Regions from separate parts of the Homo sapiens genome. Here all the other regions are linked to region 1. A link is a loop called in an ENCODE intact Hi-C map of the cell type or tissue named here. Cell type or tissue: heart right ventricle. All regions are shown on one strand. Region 1 overlaps MTMR2 (myotubularin related protein 2). Region 2 has its middle 37 kb from the start of JRKL. Region 3 overlaps MAML2 (mastermind like transcriptional coactivator 2).

Region 1 (5,000 bases):
TTCCCTGAAAAGTTTACGTCGGTGCAAAAGTAATTGCCATTTCAATGGCAAAAGCCGCAATTATTTTTGCACCATCTAAATATTTAATAGGTTGGTTGACTTGTAAATTATCTGCCTTAGATGTTTACTTTTGTGTATTGCTGACATTTTCTGGAGACATTATTGGCATTTTGTGTGTAATCCTTAAAAAAGAAAAACAACTATGTTCTTGAAAATTTAAAGAATCTTAATGTTGTTTGTGGTCATTTTGGGCAGAGAATGCCTAGAGTTGCCAGAATTGCCTAAGTCAAAATTCAGCCTGCAAATTTAGGGTTAGCAGATATAGCAGATACAGAAACATCATGATCAGAAAAGTGATAACATGATTTTTGAAAAGAAAACCATACGAATAATGCCATAATGGCTTGGAATAATGTAGATTTGAATGTTTAACTTCATTTTAAATACTACCTCAAAAGGATCTACCCATGACAGGGATGAATATGCTTGAAGAATGTCTTAATTTATGTGTTTGTGATGTTTGATTTGCAGTTTCCTACCGCATTTGAATTCAATGAGTATTTTCTCATTACCATTTTGGACCACCTATACAGCTGCTTATTCGGAACATTCCTCTGTAATAGTGAACAACAGAGAGGAAAAGAGGTAAAATATGAAACATGACCTTCCCCATACTATCTCTACTGTATACTTTTCCCTAAAAGAATGTACTCTGTGACAGATTTCAACTGAAGTCATTCTTTTGGGTCATACTTTATCTTACATGCTATAATATTGAGGGCTTCCTTCCATATATCTGGACCTGATATATTCTGAAGTATCTTTGTCACAAGGCTGAAGGTGCTAGCTAGCTGTCTGCTGAGTTCATGAGTGGGAAGTGGTTTCTGCTAAAGAGAACTGAAGTACGTGAAATCTAAGGAGCACCAGTGTACCAATTTTTCCATGTAGAATGGAAATCCTTTACAGCAGGTGCAGAAAAATTTAATTAGCAGAAAATGTATATTCGAGTGAATAGGCAGCTCAAATTCCCAAGTATATCCTACTTATTGAGACATTTTAGGTTAAGTTTTTGAGTTTTTTAAGTTGTAAAGTAATACCATAAAAAAATTCAAATACGGAAAAGATAGTATGTAGAAAGTTAAAGTTTTTCGTTATCCCTTTTCCCCAAAGGTATCACTGTTAAGTGGGGTTGGTATTAAGAAGAAATGGTGTAAGGATTACATTTCAAGTTTTACTTCTTTATCAAAACTTGTCTATCCTATGTATCAACATCTTAATCATCTTGATTGGTATCTCCCTCTGCATCAACTTTTATTCTAAAAAATGTGGTTACAAAGTATTTATGTTTTATTTTATAAAGCACAGTAGGAATAAGTACTTGCACTGAAGCCCAGTTGCTGGGTTCAAATCCTGGATCTATCACTTACTGTAACAGTTCGCTTGGGGAAGTTAATGTCTGCTTTTGTAAAATTATGAAGATTATTAAATAAGCAATACAAAATACCACAAGAACTGCTATGTAGTATTTCCTAGACTTCCTTAAAGGCAGGTATTAAATTTTTAAATTCACCTTATGTCTTCAGTGTCTAGCATGCAGTAAGTATTTCTATGCATAGCAGGCACTCAACAACTTAAGGAATGTTCATTAGAAATAGCATAGCTAAGTTTCGAAGAGTTTTATTTTTTGAGAGCCTTGGGGTAGGAATCATTGATTATTTTTAAAAAAACTTTTTAAATTGATAATAATATGCATACCATGAAATTCACTTTGATAGTGTATAGTTGACTGGTTTTTAGTATATCTGAGTTGTACAGCCATCACATTTTCATTTCAGAACATTTCATCACCTCAGAAAACCTGTTAATAGTCACTCCCCATTCACCCCTGCCAAACACTAATGTTTTTGTCTCTAGATTTGCCTCTTCTGGACATTTCATATAAATGGAATCATTTAATATGTAAACCTTGTGTCTAGCTCCTTTCCTTTAATATGCTTTCAAGGTTCATACATTTTATATCATTTCTTTTTATGGCTGAATAATATTCCATTGTGTGGATATATTTTACTTATCCATTCGTCAGTTGATGGACTTTTAGGTTGTTCCCACTTCTTGGCTGTTAATGAATAATGCTGCTTTGAACATCTATAAAAAAGTTTTTGTACAGACATGTCTTCTGTTTGCTGGATATGTACAAGAGTGGAATTGTTGGGTCATATGGTATCTCTTTGAGGAACTGCATACTGTTTTCCAGTACCCTCTGATCTTAATATAAGTTGGTTTATCACTGAAGTCTCCAAGTCCACTTCCTCTAAAGAGATTTTAATGACAACAAAGTACTTCTTCACAAATTTCATCTAAAGTGTAAATGGCTTATGTGGTGGAGAATCTTTACCTATTTTTCCTGCCTACAGAATCTTCCTAAAAGGACTGTGTCACTGTGGTCTTACATAAACAGCCAGCTGGAAGACTTCACTAATCCTCTCTATGGGAGCTATTCCAATCATGTCCTTTATCCAGTAGCCAGCATGCGCCACCTAGAGCTCTGGGTGGGATATTACATAAGGTGGAATCCACGGATGAAACCACAGGTATGTGCCTTACAATATACAATGGGAGTTTTCATTCATGCAGTGCAACTTTGTCTCCTTAAAAGCAGCTGGAAAGATTATCTGTGCATATTTAAAACTTTACTCCTTACCCATTGATAGTTAACAATCGTATAGTAGAAAAATACTACACTGGGGCAGGGTAATCAGTATACCTGGTTCTTAGGACTGCTTGTATGACATTGGACAAATCACTGCTCTCTTTTCTTGCATCTTCCCTCCTCTGTCTGGATAACCTCTAGGGGGTCTTGTTTTAATAAGCTGAAGAAAGTAGCTTTAGGAAAGTTAAAAGCTGAACAAAATTCTGGTCTACTGTGAATATGTTTATGGAATATTAACTACTTAGAACTGTTTAAGACTAAAAACCTATAAATAACAGGGAATCTTCTGACTACTGTCTTTTAATTGTCTTGTTAATTATTTGTTGTATTTGGAAAAGTACCAGTTTCAGGAGCACCTACACAGCAGGTTATTCTTTGGAAATACTCAGGGGCACTGGGAAAGCCAGTGAAAAGATTAGTGGTGTCCACAGTCCCGGTATTTAATTTCACTGATGGGTTGGAAAGGTGCCATTGGTTCCAACAGCTGAAAAAACATACACTGCAACATTTAGGGAATGATTTGACCTGGCTTTGGTCAGGATTGCCTAGTTGAATATTTTATGTTTTGCTCTTGCAGGAACCTATTCACAACAGATACAAAGAACTTCTTGCTAAACGAGCAGAGCTTCAGAAAAAAGTAGAGGAACTACAGAGAGAGATTTCTAACCGATCAACCTCATCCTCAGAGAGAGCCAGCTCTCCTGCACAGTGTGTCACTCCTGTCCAAACTGTTGTATAAAGGACTGTAAGATCAGGGGCATCATTGCTATACACTCTTGATTACACTGGCAGCTCTATGAGTAGAAAGTCTTCGGAATTTAGAACCCATCTATGAGAGAAAGTTCAGTCACTTTATTTATTTTAAATCTCTCTAGGATGAGTTTAGAACTGTAGCAGTGCAGGTGGCTTAAGTGAAGTAACTCCATATGTAATTACATGATTATGATACTAATCTTTTAAGTATCCAAAGAATATTAAAATACTTCAATCCTGGATTCACAGTGGGAACAAGTTTCTATTAAAAGGCAAATGCTGTTACAAATTTTTGGCATCTGGTAATATTAAAACCATTTTAGAAATACACTCTGTGCTCACTGTGCAGAGGAACATCAGTTTTCAAACCAACACTGAAATTCTGTGGCATCACATATATTGGGCCTTGATGTCATGACAGATCAAAATCATTTGATATCCCTTTCTCCATTCTAGGTTTTTCTTTTTTTCAGTAACTGATTTACCTTGATCACTTTTCAACTTCCATATTCTTCATATAGTAAAAGGCAAAGTGTTGAAGATACTACGGTGTGGTAGTAGTTGAAAATTATTGCCGTCATTATTTACATACTTAAGACATATTAGCAAGTTGATCCAAAATGGGAGGCCTTATAGATGTGCTTGGGGGAAAATGAAGGGGAGAAAGTAGCCATACAGGAGTTCAAAGAATTCCATGCCCTTCAGATTAGCCCAATTACCAGAAACATCATGAAAGATATTTTAAAAACTAATTATTTACTACAGTGTATTTCACTTGTCTTGTGTGTCTGAACACACAGAAGCTAATTAGCAAGTTTTTAAGAAGTATTTAAAAATCTTACTAGGATTGACATTTTTTCTGAATTCTGTATAAATAGCTTATAGTGAGAAGTACTGTGCTCAAATTTTACATTTTTTTCCTTTGCAAATTCTGTAATTTCACTCAACGATTAAGTCTACCAAAGAACACACTGCATGTAAAAGATGTATTACAATCTCAAAGCCAGTAAAAGAAATCTTGCTTCACTGTTCACCTGCTACAAGTAAGAGTTTGGTGCTGGTAGAAACATTTGACTCTGATGTCTATTTTATTCTACATAAGAGCCATATGTAATGTACTGTAACAAAGGAGCTTCTTGTCCCCTTGGTCTTTTAATTAAAAGAAATTCCAACTGACTTTTAAACTTTGTTCTTGTCCAAAGTTGCCATTTCTTTTTTTTCCCCAGAAATATTTGGAAATTATTGGAGGAATATGCACCCCAGATGAAAATGTTCAGTTTGTACCCATTTTTCCTTAACCAACACCCAAATCAAACAATTAAAATATACAGTGTTTTTCCACTCACTAATTCACTATACAGAGAGTCTGAACCTTAGCCTCCCTCTTGGTCTTGCAGTGAGGAAGTTTCTATTAGTATATCCAATTTAGCAAAATTGGTACCAAAATGATTTCTTTGGTAATTGTGTGAAATATAAGCTTTTTAACAGGGCATTTAAGTGGCTAGCAAATCAGTAATTAAAAATTAAGCTTTCTACT
Region 2 (5,000 bases), 590 kb before region 1:
CTAATCTCATTGAACTGTCTTTCTCTTCCTCTGCCAATACCAGGTGATTTTAATTTTAATTGTGTTTGTCTTTACTCATCTTCTTTCTTCATTTTCCTCAGAAAAAAAGGTTTAGCTCTTCTCTAAAATTTAATTATTAAAATTAACTTTAGAGCCACGTTGCAAAGTTGGGATTCCAATGGGAATTGCATTCTATTTGTGTAGTAATCTGAGGAGAATTTACTTCTTTACAATATTAATATTTCACACCCAAGAACATCCACTTAATCAAGATTCTTTTATGTTCCTCTACTTATTTTGTAGTTCTCTTCAAGAAAGACTTGAACCTTTTCATGAGAGTTATTCCTAAATATTTTCTAACTAAATTTTAAAAAGAGTTAAGATCTTGGTAATCCTGTCCTAATTTCTAAATATGGTCTATGTGCTTCAGCTATAGTCTCCTACACAGTGGTTCTTAAGAACTCTAAACCCTGAGATGAGGGGGAAAATCAATTGTACATCAAAATAGTAAATACTTGGTAATGAAGCAGTGTTACAGATTTTTATTCCGTCATTTCTAAATTTTCTTTATCTTTATATTTAAAAATAAGTTTAACATGTGAATGAGAGACCTATCACTTAAGACCCAAAACTCCCACACTTTCCATTTATGTCAATATATTATACATAGGTGTAGGCACCAAAAATTTTTGTGGTTAGTCACCCAAACTAGATTATAAAGGCTTTAATATTTCCCTGCACCTTTTATTCGTTATTCTTCATGGCTCCTAGTACAATATCATGAAAATAGTAAATGCCCAGTTGATGCCTCCTCAAGGAGTTATCAAGTGAATTGAGTGACTAAAGCAGAAGATGGAAAGAACTACAAAATTTGATGTGGCACATCAAAATAACTTGCGCACTGTTTTGTTTTTAAATTATAATTCTTGTAGGCATGTCTATGTCTTCAACTAGACTATAAGTATGTTGTCACTAGGAGCTGTATCTCATATTCCCTTTATGTATTCTCATATTCCCATCAGAACAACTTAGGGACAAATCATGGATTGATTAAAAATAAAACTTCATATGCTAAAGAACCAAAACCACATAAAAATGTCAAAGAAGACAAAATAGAGAATACATCTGCATCCTAAACAAGCATTTTTAGAGCCATTACCCACATTTTAAATAGGCCAAAGTGTCTCAGTCTGAGGAAAAGGATTATAGCAAAGCAAGCATTGTTTTTGGTGGTGGCAGTAGTCTTCACTTTTTGTTATATTAGAAAGTGCAAGACAATAGTCAGGCGTGGTGGCTCACGCCTGTAATCCCAGCACTTTGGGAGGCCTAGGCAGGTGGATCATTTGAGGTCAGGAGTTCGAGACCAGCCTGACCAATATGGTGAAACCCCATCTCTACTAAAAATACAAAAAGTTAGCTGAGCGTGGTGGTGGGCACCTGTAATCCTAGCTACTTGGGAAGCTGAGGCAGGAGAATCGCTTGAACCCAGGAGGCAGAGGTTGCAGTGAGCCGAGATTGTGCCACTGCCCTCCAGTCTGGGCAACAGAGCGAACTCCGTCTCAAAAAAAAAAAAAAAGAAAAGAAAAGAAAAGAGAAGAAAAAGAAAAAGAAAAAGAAAGAAAAAAAAAGTGCAAGAAAGTAACAAGAATGTTTGTCATTTTTTAAAAATGAAACCTCGGCCGGGCGCGGTGGCTCACGCCTGTAATCCCAACACTTTCGGAGGCCGAGGTGGGCAGATCACGAGGTCAGGAGATCGAGACCATCCTGGCTAACACAGTGAAACCCCATCTCTACTAAAAATACAAAAAATTAGCCGGGCGTGGCGGCAGGCGCTTCCCAGCTACTCGGGAGGCTGAGGCAGGAGAATGACCTGAACCCAGGAGGTGGAGCTTGCAGTGAGTCCAGATCGCGCCACTGCACTCCAGCCTGGGCGACAGAGCGAGACTCAGTCTCAAAAATAATAATAATAAAATAAAATAAAAAATGAAACCTCTAGACAATATATTGTAGAACAGATAGATACAAATGCGGGTCATCTCTTTGTTTTTGCTGAGTCTGATAACATTAAGGTGAACACTGAACAGCCATCTGCTAAGTAATTAAACCTGCCGCTTATTAATGTAACTCTTGTATTAGTTCAGCATTGATGAACAATTTAATGGGTTGAGAAATTGCAGATTCAATTTCCTGTGTCACTACTCTCTCGTGTTCCCATAATCAAGTTAGATATGTTTTTACCCAAAACTATGTTAAATCAAAATAGTGTTAAAAAGAAGAGTCAATATTCTGATATACCACAAGATGGGGATGTTACTCCATCTTAAATGTCCCCATTGCCCTGCTCCCGCATCCCAACCCCTGTTTTGTTTCAAGATATTTAAAACTCTCCTGAAGACTAAATTTGGGTTTTCTTTCTCAAAAATTAAGATTTCAGATCATCTATGTTTCCAAATGAAGTTAGAATCAAACCATCTATAAAACAAAATGGAAACAGGGATATCCACTTTAAAATGTGTCAGGGATACACGCTTTAAAATGAGTGTATCTTTGTTTTTCTGCAGATTATATGCATTTGAATTTTGAACGGAGCTTCATGGTGGGCGTGTGTGTGTGTGTGCGTGTGTGTGTGTGTTTTATTCCGCAGGTGCTTGTTATCCTGTCTCTTCATCCACATGAAAGCCTCCTACATAGTAATTTTGTGAGTCCCTGTAATTGTCTCTCCCTTTTAGCTGTGCTAGTTCACATTTGCAACTCCAGTATGAAGTGAGTATGTGTGTTTGCGTTTCTTTGTCTTGTGAACATGTGACTGTGTCATCCTTTGTTTCTATTCTTCCTTATCTCTTCTGTTTTTCCATTTAAAAAAATCTTAATACAGCAAAGGTATCTGGTAGTCTATAATGATGCTAAAAAATTTCTTTCCTTTCACCCACTATGTCTCTCCATAATAGTCACTAAAGGTCTGATTTTTAAAATTAGTTGTTATTATCAAATTGAATTAGGAAATGAGAATATTTTATATGTTTTATATGCTCCCTGGTGTGTCTTGCATGTATGTGTGTATGTTTATTGATTTTTTTATTCCTCTGGGTGCTTTGTATTTAATATAAGAGGGGTTCCTTATTCAATTGTTTTACATACTCCCTGGACACTGACTTAAAAGAAAATCTCCTTTTGATCCATTACGTCAGTCAGAAATCGCTGTTTCCAGGGGAATTTAAATTGGTTTTCTCAGCAATTTATTATTTTATAAGAAGCTTGGCTACCCTACTAATCAAAATTTTATATTCTTATTTAACATGGGATTAAATTGCCTAATTCTACTATCAAATTCATAAAATATTTTCTTTTAAAAAAGTAACTATGTTCTTTCACTCCTATTCAACATTACACTGAAAATCCTAGCTGATAAAACAGGACAAGATAAAGAAATAAAAGGCATAAGATTGAGTAGAATAAATAAAACTGTCTTTGCCCATGGATGACATGAATGTTTAGGTAGAAAATTCCAAAGAATCAACACACAAAAAAACTACAGGAACTAATAAGTGATTATAGAAGGTTTCAGGATACAAGGTTAATATACAAAAGTCAATTACTTTCCTATACCAGCAATGAACAACTGAAATTTGAATCTAGAAACGCAACAACATTTACATTAACACTGAAGAGTGAGAGAAGAAATACTTAGGCATAAACCTAACAAAATATATACAAATCTGTAATAGCAAAACTACAAAACTCTGATGAAAGAAGATTTAAATAAATGGAGTTATTCCATGCTCATGGATAGGAAGACTCAATATTTTCAAGATATCAGTTCTTCCCAGCTTGATCTAAAGTGTCAAGAAAATCTCAACCAAAATCCCAGCAAGTTATTTTGAGAATTGATTATTAAGAGATTCTAAAGTTTACATGAAAAGGCAATAGAGCCAGATTAGTTAGTGCAATGCTGAAGTGGAAGAATGAAGTCAGAGAACTGACACCACATGACTTGGAGATTTACTATAAAGCTATAATGATCAGAACAATGTGGTGGTGGAAAAAGAATAAACAGATAGATCAATGAATAGAGAGCTCAGAAATAGACCCACACAAGTATACTCAACTGATCTTTGACAAAGGAACAAAGGCAATTCAATTGAGAAAGAAGAATATTTTCAACAAATGATGCTGGAACAATGGAACATCTACATGCAAAAAAAAAAAAAGAAGCTAGACACAGACTTTACACCCTTCATAAAAATTAACTCAAATGGTTTCATAAGCTTAATTGTAAAATTAAAGCAATACAACCTCTAGAAAAAAAAAAAAAACAACAACATTGTAGAAAATCTAAGTCACCCTGGGTTTGGTGATGACTTTTTAGATAAAATACCAAACGTATGACTCATGAAAGAAAAAAGTAGTAAGTTGGACTTCATTAAAATTAAAAGCTTCTGTCGGGTGTAGTGGCTCATGCCTGTAATCTCAGCACTTTGGGAAGCCAAGGCAGGCAGATCACTTGAGGTCAGGAGCTCAAGACCAGCCTGACCAATATGGTGAAACACCATCTGTACTAAAAATATAAAAATTAGCCAGGCATGGTGCCACATGCCTGTAGTCCCAGCTACTCAGGACTCTGAGACACAAGAATCACTTGAACCCAGGAGGTGGAGGCTGAAGTGATCAAAGATGGCACCACTGCACTCCAGCCTGGGTGACAGAGCTAGACTCTGTCTCAATAAATAAATAAATAAATAAGTACTTTTACTCTGCAAAAGACACTGTTAATAAAAGGAAACAAGAAGACACAGACTGGGAGAAAATATTTGCAAAACACATATCTAATAAAGGACTGTTATCCAAAATATAACAATAACTCTTAAAACCAGAGACTCAAGGGGGAGAAAGAAAGGGACGTAGGGAATGATGAAGAGATGGTGTGAAAAGGATTTTTAAGCAAGTGAAACCATTGTGTATGATACTCTAATGATAGATGCATGACATTATGTATTTGTCAA
Region 3 (5,000 bases), 210 kb before region 1:
ATCTATTTCATCATATATTCTTCCAATGAAGGTAAATTTAATGAAATTTTATACTTTATTTCCTTGAACTCCTCTTAAGACATTTTCTTAGAAAATAGCCACATAAATTTAATTACCTATATGTGTTAAAAATTTTAATTTAAAATCATTTTCTTTCTGCCTAAATTACAGTGCAAAAAATTAGTTGTATAAAAAAATTCAGAGTGGATTTTATTGGCATGATTTCATCCTCCTAAACTTTATTTATTTGGGACATCAAATAAACATTGGGAATGAACATTTATGGATTTACTTTGTTTTCTTTGATCATGTAATTTTATACTACATTTTGATTCTTATAAATTCTTATTTCTTGATCCAGATTTCATTGTTTTCCATTAACTTGCTCACCTATTAAATTAAGTTAGAATAATGTTAACTGCAGTGTATGGGGGTGTCAGCAACCTTTTAAAAGTGGTGCACCTTTTTATGACACCTGATCTGAAGTGCTGAGGTAACTAGAGTGGGTACTGGCTGTCCAAACAGAGCATGGAGGATGGAGATAGCACAGAGTGGGTATGAACCCTAAAACGTCTTGGCTTCTCAAACTACCCCACCTACCACCTCCATATTTTCTACTGTAGTCTAGAAGGATTAGACTCATTCCTCATTCATAACTTAACAAGACTTGTTTTTTGTTGTTTTTTCTTTCTCTCTCTCTTTTTTCTTTTTTTTTTTTTTTTTTTTTTTTGAGGCAGAGTCTTGCCTGTCGCCCAGGCTGGAGTGCAGTGGCATGATCTTGGCTCACTGCAACCTCCGCCTCCTGGGTTCAAACGATTCTCCTGCCTCAGACTCCCGAGTAGCTGGGATTACAGGTGCCCACCACCACCATGCCCAGCTAATTTTTGTATTTTTAGTAGAGACAGGGTTTCACCATCTTGGCCAGGCTGGTCTCGAGCTCGTGACTTCGTGATCTACCTGCCTCGGCCTTTCAACGTGCTGGGATTACAGGCATGAGCCACCGCGCCCGGCCAACAAGCCTAGTTTTAACTACATTTTTTTTCTAATACTTGATGGAGATTATCAGAAGGGGTGAAAAGAAGAAAGAGGTAATCAGTCTCTTTTGGATGCTTACTACATGCCAAGAGATGGACAAGGCATTTTATTTAAGTTTTCTGTATATAAATTTCCAATGAATCCTCAAAGCATACCTGTAAAGTAAATTTTATTAACCCCACTTAAAGAAGAGGATACTGAAGCTTAGAGAATTCAGTAATTTGCCCAAGGTTTTTTATTATAAAATGACAGAACAAGGATTTGAGATAAAACTGCTTGGAGTTTGGGTTGGGAGGTGAGTTAGTTGAGCAACAAGAAAGTGAAAGGAAATTTAGAATAGGGGCATTTGAAGGGAAAGCACTCATTTATTCATTGAACAACTATTTAATTAGCTATTAAGTGCCAGCCCTATGCCAGGCACTAGGGGAAGCAGGAGTAAACAACATCTATGTGGACACTATACTCCTGTCAGTTGGAAACTGAGTGGCCAGGAACAACACAAGCAAACTTAGACATGTAAAAAGAAGATAGAAGGTACCAAAGGCAAAATTTTGTTTCTGTCTATTTATTGATAGCCTCAACTTAAAAATACAGTCTTCTCATTGTAAGGTCCTGATCTAGTCTTGGGCTAAGCTCTTACTCAAGAGTCAATTCTAACAAACTTATTGTTGGAAAGTAGGGACTATGATTCTGCCAACTAAACATTTTGAGAGAGCTTTAGTGTAGGCCTCTGAAGGAAAGCCTCTGTCAACTTCCTGGGTGATCTGGAGGGCACAGGTTTTGGAGGTGATACCTAGATTCCATTTCTCCACCATATCTTTTCCTAAACAGACTCTGACACTTAGAAGATACTTTACAAATAATTTGGGGAGGAAGGAAGGGAGAGAGAGAAGGAGAGAGGGTGGAAAGAGAAGGAAAGGAAGGAAAAAATCTTCCTGGGCCTTTGCTCTGTTTCTACCTGTCCTCCTCAGGGCCTTCTGATGTAAGCAGAGTTCACCTGTTCAAATCCAGGGGCTAGAATTGTCCTGTGTATTCAGAATGTCCCAAGTTGCTCAGAGCTGCTATCATCTAAGTCTATTTGGTATAGGTATTACCTTTAATTTGAAGGTAACTCGTATCTTACAGTATCTGAGGTAAAAAGAAAAGCATTAGTCTGACAGAGGTAGTCTACCATTCATAGTTTTGAAACTAGAACATTTTGCTGACAAAGAGAAATGTATTTTTAAGCCTGAGTTCTTAAAAGAAAAAAAAAACCAACAACAAAAAAAACCCTTCCATCCTAGTCCTTTAGCTGGGCTATTTCTGCCAGCTCCCCGGCTATGAACACAACACATTCTTGCAATTCATCACGTCTCTTGGCTCGAGCCTGCCTTTAAAATGGTTGGCGGCATATGCTTCTCATTAGCTCTGCTTCTACCTCACCTGCGCTGGTCAGAATCCTCCCTCCTGCCCCCTGCCTGCTCCCCTCTCTCCTCCTCCCCCAACTCAGACGCATACTCCTGCCAGTTTCTCTTACCAAGCAGCGCTGCCTGCTGGCATGGCAGGAGGCAAGTGAAGGAGAAGGAGAAAGAAATCGTTCACTTCTTTCAAAAGTAAATTCTGTGGGTTAGCAGCCTTTCGTTCAGAAATAAGACCTAACAAAACAGAAGGCCAAGGGCAAAACCAAAAACAATAACAGGAATGGGGGAAAAAAAAAAAAAAAACAGAAGTGTGCTGACTGGGAGAAAAATAAAGAGGGGCAGCAAAAGGTTACGAGGGAAAAAAAATCCCATTATTACATCACTTTGGCAATCAAATGTTTCCTGAGGTCACCAGTTTGTCTCGATTTATCTTCTAGGCTCTACAAGGAAGTTTCATCCACTTGGAGGGTATTCTCTGTTTAACTCAGTTATCTGAGTGACAAAATATTCCTTTTATTTGGTGAATTGTTTTCTCTGTGACCTGTTCTTAAATTAAGAATTAAATTGAACCAAAGAATTTTGGTTCAGCCCAAACGTTACTTTCTATACACACCAATTTTTCTTTCTGATTGTTGTTTTGTTTTGTTGAAACTGGTTTTGAATGGCAAGAAAGGACTATTGAAGGGGTAAAGGACTTAATCTTTGATGGCATTAGGAGAGAATCATAGACATCTGAGGTTTGGGGAGATCTCAGACATTCCCAAATCTGTAACATTAATCTCACAGATGAGGAAACTGAGGCTGAGAGGTGAACTCCCCTCTGCCACACAAAAAGGAAGTGGCAGGACTAGGGTTCACCCAGGTCTTCTTAGCCTCAGTTCTTTTCTGATTCCGTAATATGCAGGCACCATACTCTCTCACAGCAGATAAAGAATGGCTTTTTGTTCTAGCTCCAACAGTTAATATAGAACTTGATGAACAAAAATGACTTTGCTCAGTACGGGTGACCAGGGACATCCATATGACCTAAATCACCAGATACAGGAAAACCTTTGAGCAAATTAGAAAAAGGCTGCTCTTCCTTAGGGCCTATCCACCACCACCACCCCCATCTCCACCCACCCACCCTGGGTGCAAGGCTTGGTGAAGTGCAGGATGGATATATTTCAGTCTTAACTTGCTTTTTCAACCAAGTGCTCTTGTGTAGGCAAAACCTCCATGAGTGTATCTGCAGTGGTCCTGTCCTAAGAGTGTGCATGATCAAGAGACTCACACTAAGTGCAGGCATATCCTGATTCACGAAAGTCATCCTGATACTTTTATCTGGAACAAGAGCCCTTTCATTACAATGGATGAAGACAAAAATACCTCATCTTCAAGGAGTTGAATGACTTAGTTTTTCGTCAACAACTTTCATTTCCAAATAGGTGAGACAGATTCATCTCTGAACAAAATTGTACAGTCAGAAAAACTTGCCAATGGACCTCTTTTTCTCTTGATTCACTTCAGCAGCTAATGCTTGTATATCATCCCAGCTACCTGCATGGTTGCTCTTTCCTGGCTTGCAGTCACAATCCTTTCTAAGATGTTAGCTGATCATGGCCTCATGCATTCATTCCAAATATAATTATTGAGCACTCCCTCTATGCCAAGATTAAGGTTTCTCCTAGGGTATTTGTGTTTTAATAGGAATTCTTAAGCCTAGCACAATGCCTGGGACATAATATATACTCAATAACCATATGAAAGGAGAGGAAGGGAGAGAATGGGGGGAATTTTATACCCAAAGAATGGTTGAATTTGTGCAGTAGGCAGGGAAGGGAAAAACTGGGAGCAGAGAACCTTTACCACCACCCTACATGTCATGACAAATAGGTTGTGTGTGTTCTGTCCTATATTCTACAAAATACTTAAGGCATCCATGCAACCATGTGAAAAACTGCTGCTGGCACCTAGAGTCCACCACCAAAACCCTTCCAGGCACGCCTCCCTCTTGCCCAGCCAGATACCCCAGCACTTCTGAGACCCAAGAATTTTCGGGCCCTGTTCTTGTTCCACAGCTTGGTTCCCATTGTTTATCCAGTCCCTTGGTTAGCAACACAGTCTTGGATTCCTACCTTAGCTTGTAACCTTCATACAAGGTGTGATTTCCAGGATTTCCCTCTGGCTTTGTGTACTCCACACCTGCCTTTGTCTCCATGGGCCATAGGCCCTGGGCCATTACTCACCTGATTGACATAGATGATTACCTTCATCTACTTATTTTAAGTCCATTATGGAAGTTACTACCAGAGTTACCACCAGCACTTAGGGAACCCTTTCTTTGAATGCCTCTGTTGGAAGGCATTCTTATTTTCTTCTTAGTAGGATAGTTACTGTGTGTTTTTCTAATCCTTTCAACTGAAAGTTCCTAGAAAGAAAACACTGCCCCATAGTCACCTCTGTGGCACCATTATTGCTTAGTGCAGTGCTTCATGCAGAATAATTGCCTGCCCAAAAAATATTTTGTTATAGTTGAATTATTCAACCAGACATTCTATCATCCATTTAGTTTTTGTTGTTGTT

What was found. A loop is a pair of places that touch in the nucleus more often than their neighbours do. Peaks named below come from ENCODE experiments on the same cell type or tissue, not always from the same donor. Only the 100,000 strongest peaks of a DNase experiment are listed, where the experiment ranks them.
Region 2: it touches region 1 in a loop (6-fold over the local background); 51 of 110 quality-filtered maps call a loop at or near these places.
Region 3: a loop joins it to region 1, with 2.4 times the contacts of the local background. A loop is called at or near these places in 26 of 110 quality-filtered maps.

What each region holds. Positions count from the first base shown.
Region 1 is chr11:95,833,739-95,838,738 of GRCh38, reverse strand. MTMR2 (myotubularin related protein 2) reads left to right here. Exons shown (of 15, transcript NM_016156.6): 13 at 532-645; 14 at 2,415-2,591; 15 at 3,288-5,000. The coding sequence ends at 3,449. Among named protein-coding and RNA genes, the nearest start is that of CEP57, 46 kb to the right of the region's middle. In heart right ventricle, a CTCF peak has its summit at 2,529; a DNase peak (open chromatin) is centred at 2,528; H3K27ac peaks cover 680 bases.
Region 2 is chr11:96,424,285-96,429,284 of GRCh38, reverse strand. No RefSeq gene overlaps it. Among named protein-coding and RNA genes, the nearest start is that of JRKL, 37 kb to the right of the region's middle. RefSeq lists a silencer at 1,460-1,672. In heart right ventricle, a CTCF peak has its summit at 2,307; no DNase peak of the experiment used is centred here; H3K27me3 peaks cover 720 bases.
Region 3 is chr11:96,043,641-96,048,640 of GRCh38, reverse strand. The region is part of intron 2 of MAML2 (mastermind like transcriptional coactivator 2); the gene reads left to right. Among named protein-coding and RNA genes, the nearest start is that of MTMR2, 120 kb to the right of the region's middle. In heart right ventricle, a CTCF peak has its summit at 2,569; a DNase peak (open chromatin) is centred at 2,397; H3K4me3 peaks cover 555 bases; H3K27ac peaks cover 1,645 bases.